2 separate regions of the Homo sapiens genome follow, and region 1 is linked to region 2. A link is a loop called in an ENCODE intact Hi-C map of the cell type or tissue named here. Cell type or tissue: dorsolateral prefrontal cortex. All regions are shown on one strand. Each heading gives the region's core, and the rest is flanking DNA. Links, peaks and the distances in the headings are about the cores only. Region 1 has its middle 23 kb from the start of MIR146A. Region 2 holds the start of GABRB2 (gamma-aminobutyric acid type A receptor subunit beta2).

Evidence for each region. Hi-C counts contacts between places; a loop is a spot of excess contacts. Peaks named below come from ENCODE experiments on the same cell type or tissue, not always from the same donor. Only the 100,000 strongest peaks of a DNase experiment are listed, where the experiment ranks them.
Region 1: it touches region 2 in a loop (2.8-fold over the local background); 10 of 110 quality-filtered maps call a loop at or near these places.

Annotation. Positions count from the first base shown.
Region 1 is chr5:160,505,745-160,511,122 of GRCh38, forward strand. No RefSeq gene overlaps it. Among named protein-coding and RNA genes, the nearest start is that of MIR146A, 23 kb to the left of the region's middle. RefSeq lists enhancers at 433-492, 3,080-3,159 and a silencer at 1,065-1,114. In dorsolateral prefrontal cortex, for the core only: CTCF peaks have their summits at 3,212 (motif pointing right) and 3,416; DNase peaks (open chromatin) are centred at 1,077 and 3,247; H3K4me3 peaks cover 1,035 bases; H3K27ac peaks cover 4,693 bases.
Region 2 is chr5:161,541,717-161,547,051 of GRCh38, forward strand. GABRB2 (gamma-aminobutyric acid type A receptor subunit beta2) reads right to left here and starts at 5,009. Exons shown (of 10, transcript NM_001371727.1): 1 at 4,851-5,009; 2 at 4,606-4,697; 3 at 3,511-3,578. The coding sequence starts at 4,927. In dorsolateral prefrontal cortex, for the core only: CTCF peaks have their summits at 2,730 (motif pointing right) and 2,937; DNase peaks (open chromatin) are centred at 2,755 and 4,565; H3K4me3 peaks cover 3,800 bases; H3K27ac peaks cover 1,640 bases.

The DNA of each region.
Region 1 (5,378 bases), core at 166-5,165, 1.0 Mb before region 2:
CAGGCTGAGAACACAAGTCCTTTTTGGGGTCTGCTTGGCGTGTGGTGAAGCCAGGGGAAGAGAAGGGACAGTGGCCCAGTGTTAACACCACCAGGCCACCTGCCTGTGCCTTCTCACACAGAGTCAGGAACTCCAAAGTTCTGAGAAAAGGATCTAAGAAAGCAGGGAAACAGCGCTGGCCTGGGCCTGCCATACATACCCCCCCCACACATACACACACACATACCAGCAGTGAAGGCAGTGGAGAAGAGACCACCTCCTGTCAGAGCCAGTCCTCACAAGCGTGTACGCATCACAGTGGAGTTCTGGGCTCCCCGGCTGCTGGTTCCTCCAGCTTCCGCCTCTGGTTTCCCTCTTCCCTGGCCTGGGAACGTAGAAGGGTGCAGGGTGAAAGACTTGGTCTTCTACCGCATGGATTCTCTGAGCTGCCCCAGCAGGACCGTGACTCTCTGAAGCCTGAAACGATTTGAACAGCCCCCTGTCGGGCAGCTCCTCACTGGCTGATGTGGGCTTGAACATGTCAGTCATGGAGAACTCACCACTTCCTGAATCTCTCCATTGCAGTCTTGGATGGTTCTAGAGAGAGGAGCAGAACTGGAATATGTGGCTACAGCTATGTGAATTGACAGCTTCTGGGCTTTGAACCGCAAATTCCTCTTTCACTTAAAAATCCTTTGGGCTCTTGCCCTTTGTGTCTCTAACTCTTGGGACGTTTTTCTTAGGGACAGGCTTCCAGTGTCCCATCTAACACTTGGGTGAGCTGGGCCCGTTGTTCGTGGGAAGGGGTGTAAGTGTAGGGGAAATCCATTTGTCACAAGAGAGAATCAGGTAGGGGAGGGACAAGGTGACTTCTGAGGTTCTGTTCTTATGCATCTGGACTCCCACCTTCCCTCATTCTATGAAGAAGCTGGAGAGTCCGTCATTCTTGGACCTTTCCCTCAGTGCAAGGAAAACAAGTTGGAGAAGTGACAGTGTCCTGGGATGAGCCCAGCAGCTTTCTTTCCTTTCTCACTCAGCCTCTGTCTCTCTCCCCACAACCGTTTCCTGCCTGGGGCGGTACAGCCAGCAGCCAGTGCGCCTGAGCCCTGTTATTTAAAATTCAGCCGTCACCATGGCAACCTGCATCTTGCTCCATTTCAACCAGAGATACAAAGAAGCAGTGAAAGGGAAAGTTTAATAATGTTTTCTTTTTTTTCTTTTTTTATGAATCTCACTGACTGTCCATCTTTTTGTGAAATAGAAATGTTTCATTTTAGTGGCATTATCAAAATGTCATTCGTTTTCAGACCCCGTGGCTTCTGGAGGGTCAAAGTCATCACTTGCTTTCTAGGGCTGCCGCTGTCACCCCGTTTCCCCCTTCAGAATGGATGATGAGTGTTATTCCGCATTTAGGCTTTTTGAAAGATTTGAGGTTGGACTAAGTTTAGAGAGTGTTTATGGCTTTATTCTCCCTTCCCTTTCCCTGGTATCAAATCTCAGAGTCACGGCAAGGTAAAAAAAGCTAGAAGAGTCTTTAAAGATCACTGACTCTGGGGTGCCATTTTTGTTTCAGTGTGTGTAGTACCTCCTCCCCAGCATTCTGAGAGTGCTTCCTCATTACTGTCATGGAGCTTGGCCTCTGGGTGGTGTTTCTGTGATTCATGTGGAGCCAAGAATTTCCCGTAACCACTGTGACTGGCTCATGAATGAGTATACGGCCCAAAAGGTATGGCTGAGCTGCAGTTCTGGGTCTGAGAGAGAGCCTCTTTATTTTTCTGCTGAGGGGATGAAAGCCTGGAGCTGCCAGAGACCCTCACAGAGAAGGAACTTGCCTACAAGTGGAGTGAACACAAAGGGAAGCAGAACTGATGGATGGAGAAGAGAAACCAGGCTTGGATGACGTTGCTTGATATCTTAGATCGAGGCAACCCTGAATCCATGGCTTTGCAGTTTCATGAGCAATATATTCCATTTTTTTACTTTAAGCCAGCTTCAGCTGGGGTTTCTGACAGCAGAACGCCACGACTTTGATGTTACATACCTCAAGCTCCTTCTTTTACAAATGAAAGCATGGAGACCCAGTGCAGGGAGGTAGCATCCAAGGTCACACAGAGAGGCAGCTCTGAAGGTCAGGTCTCCTGGTGTCTTCAAAGCCTTTCTGTCTGCTGTCCTTCGGTCCTCTGTTTTCAGGCAGATTCTGTTACCTTTGCAGGAACAAAAGCTGAGCCTATGGATGCTCATGATCAAAAAGTATAATTACGGTGAAGACCCTTGCTCAGCTACTCATCCCAGGGTGAGGGTGAGCATTTGGGGTGATGTCCAAGGAAAGTGTCCACCCTCGGCTTGTACAAGGAAAGTGCTCACAGTTGGCTCTGCATAGCCCTGTGGACAGACCCTAGGTACACTTTGCCTGTTTTCTTCATTGAGACAAGATCTGTTTGTTCAGTCTGCAAACAAATGTCACACATTCAACCAACACTTACAATTTTATTAATTTAATTGAACAGCATTAATTGAGGGCCTCCTATGTGCTAATCACTGTTTTGGGGGCACAGATTCAATGGTCAATAAAGGGAGGCTCAGTGCCTAAGCTCATGGAGCTTATATAATTTACTGTGGACATGAAAATAACCAGAGATACATAAAACTAAGGACTGTGAAAAAGTCTTATGCTTGGAAATTTCCCCATACCATGAGAGCATAAGACGAGGGCCCATCTCATTTTCAGAGTTGGAAGGAGCCTTGAGCTGATATGGGCAGAAGGAGCAGGAGTTAGATGAGCAAAGGGAGGTGTGGTTGGGGACTAGGGGACTGAACCTTCAAAGCTGGGAAAAGGGGAAGGCAGGACTTTGAATTAATTCATGCCAGTGTTGACAGGGGGCACCATCTGCCAATGTCCTTCTCTTTTGCCACTTTAAGTCTTTCTGTTCCTGCCCTATAGATTCTCTGAGCCCCCTTATTCCCATGACTCCCTAAGTCAGTTATATAATCTATTTTCCAGCCCAGGACCTTGGATGCCTAAGTTAAGATCTGTTTCGTGCTAAAGACTAGATAGTAGCGTTTTTGTGTGTGAGACTAAACATCATTCCCATGATAACGAGGTCTGCTTTTAAAGAGAAAGATGTGGGTTGCCTTTATCCTTCCTGAAAAGTGCTATAACTTCTCAAATCTAACTTCCGTTTGATTTGCTGTCTGCTGGTGAATGTGACTGTAGTAAAGTTTATTGCCACTAGAGGGCAGGAACACCAAGGCAAAGGACTGAGAAGCGTGAGACCAGGGCTATGAAGTCTGCAGGCACACCCAGATAAGCCGATAGGGTTTGCACTGGTGTGGGACGTGTCAAATTCCAAGCCCAAACTCTGCGTGTCTGAATTCAGATACATCGTCTACACACTCAGATGATTTCATTCTGCATACTGTAATCACTATAGATGCTGGTGCCAGCAAAGAAAGAATAAAAAAGGACTTTTGGTGGGGGAGGTTCCTGCTGTTTATAAAACAACGAAATAATGTGTTGAATTTCACCTTAAAGAGTCCTTTAAAATGTTCCCAGGAGTCAGAGGACCCCAATGTTGGTTCTTAATGTGCTGTGTGACCTTGCTTAAGAAATGAAACTCCTCTGGGCCTAAATTGCCCCTTTGTAAAAGGATAACATGGTGATGTGAAAAGACTCTTCTGATTCAAAGAAGAGAAGTGGTAAAGATGATTGAGACTGGAGAACTGCCCACTTAGATGCCTATTTGTGATTTGTGTGATTTCTAATTCTGGGGGCTCTTCATACTGAGGGAGCTTTATTTTCCTGACTCATACATTTTTTTTTTTCATTTCAGCAGTTGAGTATACTTTAACAGAAAGGAATGAAGAGCTAAGGGTGGAATTTTGGCAGGTGGTGAAGGAGGTACTGTTGGTTCTTTCAAATCGCACCATGACAGTCAGTATTCTCTTTGCCTTTGATGAGGATGAGACTGATATGGGAGACTTGGTGAATATCTGTGAGAGTTACGTGTCTCCCTGAAACTCAGATTAAACCCTCCATTATCCTGGAATCCAGAGCCTTATTGTACTAGCTCATGAACCTGTCAGCTTGAGAATAAGTAGGGTGGAAACAGGACTGCTCTGGGAATGAGGGATGATATATAATGTTTTTCCTGCCGCATCATTCTAGAATGATGGACTATCTCTACGAGGCTAGGCCCCAACAAGAGGTGGAGCTTCTGCCTAAAGCCACCATCTTTTTCGAAGAGTGTCCCCCCAGGTGACTAGGTCTCTAAGGACCTAAGCTCCCTTTGGTACTCCTCTTGCTGCCTCAAGCTGGGGAAAGATGGTGGTTTGGGCTCTACCTCCATGTATTTGGGCATGAAACATCATGAAGACAACAAACCAAAACAAAGCAAAACAAGCCACAACACAAATCCTATATAAAAACCTCCTTTCTCTGGCAGTCCCAGTTTCTGGGGTTCACATTCCCAGAGAAGTTAGTCCCAAAAGACAGAGGGAGAGAGGTCAGCAGGAGTGAGATGAGGCTCTGCTTGGATTCCCCTTCCTCTCCAGACCTTTGTGGACCACCCTCCAGCTCTCTGTGGTCTTTCTCTCCCATTCCACAGCTGCCTGATTGACGGTGAAGGGCTGCTCCATGCTGCTGCTGCCATTCTCACTTAGCAAGAGATTATAAATGCCTTCAGTCTCAATTAATATAGATTAGCACCATTTTCCCCCCTCTACAGATTATTTTAATGGAAGTTCATTTTTTTGTCGGGTGGTATCAGCACCACCATTTTTTTTTTTTTTTTTTGTTCTTTTTGAGACAGAGTCTCACTCTTGTTGCCCAGGCTGGAATGCAATGGTGCGATCTCAGCTCACTGCAACCTCCACCTCCTGGGTTCAGGCGATTCTCCTGCCTCAGCCTCCCAAGTAGCTGGGATTATAGGCCAGTGCCACCACGCCCAGCTAATTTGTGTATTTTTAGTAGAGACGGAGTTTCACCATGTTGGCCAGGCTGGTCTCGACCTCCTGACCTCAGGTGGTCCACCCACTTTGGCCTTCCAAAGTGCTGGGACTATAGGCGTGAGCCACCGCGCCCAGCAGCACCACCATTTGTAATGATTGCAGAGTGTTCCGTTGTGACAGCTCCACGATTTCCTTAACCGTCTGCTCCCCACTGATGCTGCGTGGCCTCTCTGCATCTTGTCACGGGTAAAATCACAAGATCTTAGGGATCATCCTCTCTGGACAGGCTTTTCGTTTTACAGAGAAGGGAGATGGCTTTGAGCTGATGGCAGACTAGGACTAGAATCCAGGTTTTTGGATTTCCCACCCGCTGCCCTTTTCACTCTGCCAGGCTTATTGAGTGTAGGCATAAAGGAAAGACAAAGGGACCTCACAATCCTATGTGCTAGACA
Region 2 (5,335 bases), core at 1-5,000:
TGTCTCTAAGGGAATGTTGTGACTAGTTTGATCTTCTATCAAGAGCACTAAAACTTTCTCCATATCATCAGTAAGCCTTTTCCATTTTCTTATCTTTCATGTGTTCACTGGACTACCACTTTCAATTTCCTTCATTGACTCCTCCTTTGCATTCAAAACTTGGCTGCTTTGAGCAAGAGACCTAGCTATCTGCCTGTCCCAGCTTTTGACACACTTTCCTCACTGATCTTAATCATTTCTAGCTTTTGATTTAAAGTGAGAGATGTGCAACTCTCATTGTAGGGCTGTGAATTGGCCCAATTTCCATATTGTTGTGTCTCAGGGAATAGGGAACCTCACAGAGAGGGAGACGGACAGGGGGATGACCCATTGGTGGAACTGTCAGAACACACACAACATTTATCCATTAAGTTTGCTGTCTTACCTCAGTGCAGTTCATGGTGCCCCCAAACAATTGCAATAGTAACATCAGAGATCACTGATCACTGATCACCACAGAAAATATAATAATAATGAAACAATTTGAAATATTGTGATAATTACCAAAATGTGACACAGAGACACAAAGTGAACACATGCTACTAGAGAAACAGGCTCATTATAGACTTGCTCATTTCAAGGTTGCCACAAACCTTCAATTTATAAAAATGCAATGTTTGCAAGGCACAATAAAGCAAGCTAGAATAAAACAAGGTATATCTATATTCTGGTATTCACCCAAGATAGGTAAAATGGGACTATTACTCCCCTTTAATGAATGAGTAAAGTGAGCCCAGTCTATCTGTGAATATCCTCAGGATGACTAAGCATCAGAAGTAGAACTCGCATCTGAGACTCCTGATTCACTTCAGGGTCTTTCTATCATTGTGATTTACAAGGAGCATCACACTGACATGGACATTTATTTGTCCAGTACAAATGAGTCAATGACAATTTAAATGGTCTGGTTCCCTACCATTCTTCAAAGAAAGACATGCTATATCATAAGAGAAAGTTACAATTACCAGAGACTGCAGTCCACAAAGGATAATGAGGGATAAATGTGTCTGTTAAATCAATTTTGAAGTTTCATTTAAGTAACCAATCAACCATTCTTTCACACCTGAAGCTAATCAAAAGGCCCTAACACTCAGACCTACATACAGGGTACAACACACCATAAACATCTGTTATTTAGACACCAGAGATGGAATTTCCCATCTGTTGCTTCAAAACAAATAATCATCTTTAAAAAATAAAACAAACATCACAAAAAAATTTCTTTGAAGATAATTTTAGGTTATTAAGGTTGGAAGCTGAAAAAAATGTTAATTTTTCAACAAGTGACAATCTAGCTGGACAAATCCATGGGTGTAGCATAAGGCTAAGTAAGGAATCTGGCTTGGAATTTTCAACACTTGGTTCTAATCATTAATGTTGCAATGTTGTCCCATTTACAACCTGATATTCATTTTTGCACTTCAACATCTCATGATTTTTCAGCAACAGTAAATAGCTTTAAGTGATGACACCTTGCCTTAACTGGATCTATATTTTGACTAGCAGGTCTTGGCATTGTTTCCACCTCAGATATCTCTCCAAAATGTTGCATGTAGGCAAAAAATGAATAGAACTTAAAGGAAAGAAAAATAAAAATTCTACCACTCTAAACAATGTTAGGATATAATACCTTTAAGTTATTAGCTAACCTACTGCAGCAACCTCTAGTCATCTCATGATTATCTCTTTGGGTTCTAAATTTTTCTTGATATGTTTCACAAAATCTCATTTTGTGATGCTCTAAAGAGGGAGGTGGTGGTAAAATAAGACTTGGGACTGAGAGAAGAGCATAAAAAAAGCAAAATGCAAAAGAGAGGAGTCTGAATCAATCACGTGTAGGATGCACAGAATCACACCTGATTTCTATATTACTTTGTTTTAAACAGCATAATTTAGATTCACATTCCTGAGACATAAGAAGGTACCCACATTAAGACATCTTTTATTTTTATGCTGAAGCTCAAAATATAAACTGATAAAAGACCTTTCAAATTCACCAAAAGTGAATATTTGTATATCTGAGAAATTAAATACTATCCCAAGAAACATTCTCTAACCACACAGATTTTCATAATGTGAGGGAAATTTTTGGTTCTGAAACATCCAATATTATCTTTAGTCTGCGTTTATATTGCATGTGATAAAAACTTTCTCTAAATTAGAATATGAGAAGATTAATGTCATTAAAACATTTCAGAAATAGCAGAATTCCCTTGCATACTCATAAGGTATAAGCACAGTATTCATTTGCTTCAGAATCTTATGAAATCTCGGGATTATCTCTTATCTTTAGACAGTGTATGAGGACTATGTTGGTTACTGAGCTTCTTCTTGTTTGAATTCTGGGAATATGGAAATTTATATAATGTTGAGAACTAATTTTCAAGTCCTGAGGGGTGGCTTAGAAATGTTTTGCATAAAAGTTTATATACTATACCCCTTTATTTAATAATTAATCCAATTTCTAGACAGAACTATGCCAAAACACAACCTTCTGAAACGTGCTGTGTACTATCAGGACTGAAAGTAACACTGGAATTCTACATTAAAATGTGGCCTATCTAGAGGGACTTCTCCAAAGCATGAGATTTTAAAAACACAGAGTAGAAAAGTCACTGGAGGAATGCCCCCAAGTATGTGGGGGCGTCTGGGACGCTTGTCATCGCATTGCATGTCTGCAGTGTTCCAATATGGGCAGCAGGGGGAGCTCCCGATTGAAGCAAACCCCCCAACACGTGTTTCCTAGTTGGGAACACAGGCTTTTTCCTCTTAACACTTGCCCCAAGTCCACGGAGGCAGCCACTAAGGAGTACTGCTGTCAATTAACTGTACAAGCTTAGGACATGTGGTGAATGAATTGCTAAAGTGAACGGGGATGACACATGGGTCTGAGCCTACCTTTTAGAAACAGGATGGCCAATTTTTATTTTGGTGGGCAGGAGGGATTAAAGCAAGCAGCAAACAATGGAGTTGGGGCAGGAATGGGGGATGGGGGCTTGCCATTAACAGTAAACAGTGATCTTTGAAAGCAACGAGTGGGCATCAGTATTCCAGGGCCTTTATTAGTTTTGTTTGTAGGCTATATTCTCCATTAAATGTCAAATCAAAACTCTCCCTTCTTCCCATGACCCCACATCAAATCCAGAAAATCACTTAATGAACTGGGTTTCTCATTGAGCCTGAGGAGATGAGGCTTCTGTAGGGGGTCTCCTGCACGTGGTTGCGTTTTACACATGAATGTGTGATGCATTTTACTCCAAGTATCTGAACCAGGTTGAAAAAATCCTTAGGGACCAGAAAGAGTCAACTCTCTAACCTCAACACAGGGTATTCTAGGGTGAAATTCCATGCTCTCACCCCCACCTCATACACATAGCCAAGCACACCCCCACCCCCAATAGCTGGCTCATTTCTCCTTCCTGTCCCCAAACGAAAGTTTGCAAAGAAGTAGTCATAAATGTCAATACTCACCATATTGACTTCAGAAACCATATCGATGCTGGCAATGTCAATGTTCATCCCCACAGCCACGGGGGGACCTGCAAAGCAAGACGGCCAGCCACGTGATTTCTTTGAACTTCATTCATTCTCAGCAAGAGTTATCCCTGAGCATAAGACACTCTGCCCAAAACCCTTCTGCACTACTCAATCTCAAATTTTTCAATTCTCTGCTTTTTTTGTTAAAAAAAAAAAAAAAAAAGGTAGCAGGCACACACTCCTCTAACAAATGCTGTATTGAATATGCACACACGTATGCTGTGAACAAGGGATTCCAGCTCTGTCTACATATGCATATGTCTCAGCATGTGAATGCACACAACTCACAGAAGCACAAGAATCCTTCTAGTCTAAGGGATTTTTATATTTTGCGCTGAAACCCCCTCCTCCTCAGTCTTTCCCACCCCCTTCTGTGCACAGGTTTTAACTCTTTGAGCTTCATAAGAGTCTGAAGCAATATTAAGTGAGTCTATCAGCATATCTAGGGCTGCAGCCAGAGAGAGATTCTTCTTTCCCCTACCTTCTCTAACCCTCCCATTTTCTCCCTACCCTCCCATCCCCCAGTCCTCCCCATTTCTGTGAGGCTGGGAGGAGTGGATTATATCCAGACATGAGCCACTGTAACCCTGGCCAGAAGAACTCTTCCAAAGTAGGCAGGCACAGGGGGTTAACGCCACCTCTCAACCAACTGCCTGCACGTCTTGTCCTAAAAAATGTTAACGGTGGCCTTCCGCAAGCCGGGTTCTCTCGGCACACCATTAACTAAACTTAAGAGGTTTGTGTCTCAACAAAGCAAAGGCAGGGAAGCAAAGGATTCATAACAGTGAAGCTGAAAGACAGCAGTCACCAAATTTGAGTACACACTAAGAGGGTCTCATTGAAAGACCACGGAAGTGGTGGGTAGCAATAATCCAGCTTAAGTTTTGATCAGTTTCTCAATATGGTAAAATAGAGACACATTCAGGACACCACATGCACCCACAACTAGGGAGAGGGAAGAGAGCGCGCACAAAGCTCAAAAGACAGCTTCGGCTGTGGCTGGACTTATTTGCAAGGCAACCCCATTACCTCCAAAATCTGGTCTCAGACGAATGTCATAGCCTTTCAGGAGTCTATCCACCGTCTCTTTAACCAGCGACATATTACTAGGGTCATTGACACTAAAGAAAGAAATGACAATAAGCAGGCATCAATAAGGAAGCAGGCATAGCGTTTTCAGCATCGGATCCCTACTACATTTCCCTGCTCACAGAGGTATGCAGACAGAACCCTTCAAAGTGAGAACGGAAAAGAGAAACGCTGGGCACACTTACCTCTGCGCACAGACAGCGGCGATTATTAAGGGGAAGGACCAAATCCCAAAGTAGCCCCTTTTCCGCACTCTCCACATCCCTTTAGTTTTTGATGGAATTGAGGGTTTCACTGAAGAGAGGAGATCCAACTTAGTCTGCCCAGTGCAGTAATTCTAATGTGAGGCGCATGCGCACGGCGTACCAAAACATCAAAGGGGAAGCGGCGGCTGCCGGGGACCGAGCAGATTTCCTTGTTTAAAAAAAAAAAAAAAAATTAAAAGGGAAAAAGGAAAAACATGTATATGTATAATACATACATATTTGAATAATATAGAAAAGTCACCCCACAGCAGCATCCAGAATAAAATTTTTGTTGTTATCCTTTCGTTAAGACAAAATAACTACAGCGTCTGGTAAGTTTCGGTAGTTGCAAGAGGCAGTTTTGCACCGAGCGGGTTGTGGGTTTTTGGTGTGTGTGTGTGTCCTTTTAAATATGCAAAACCAGA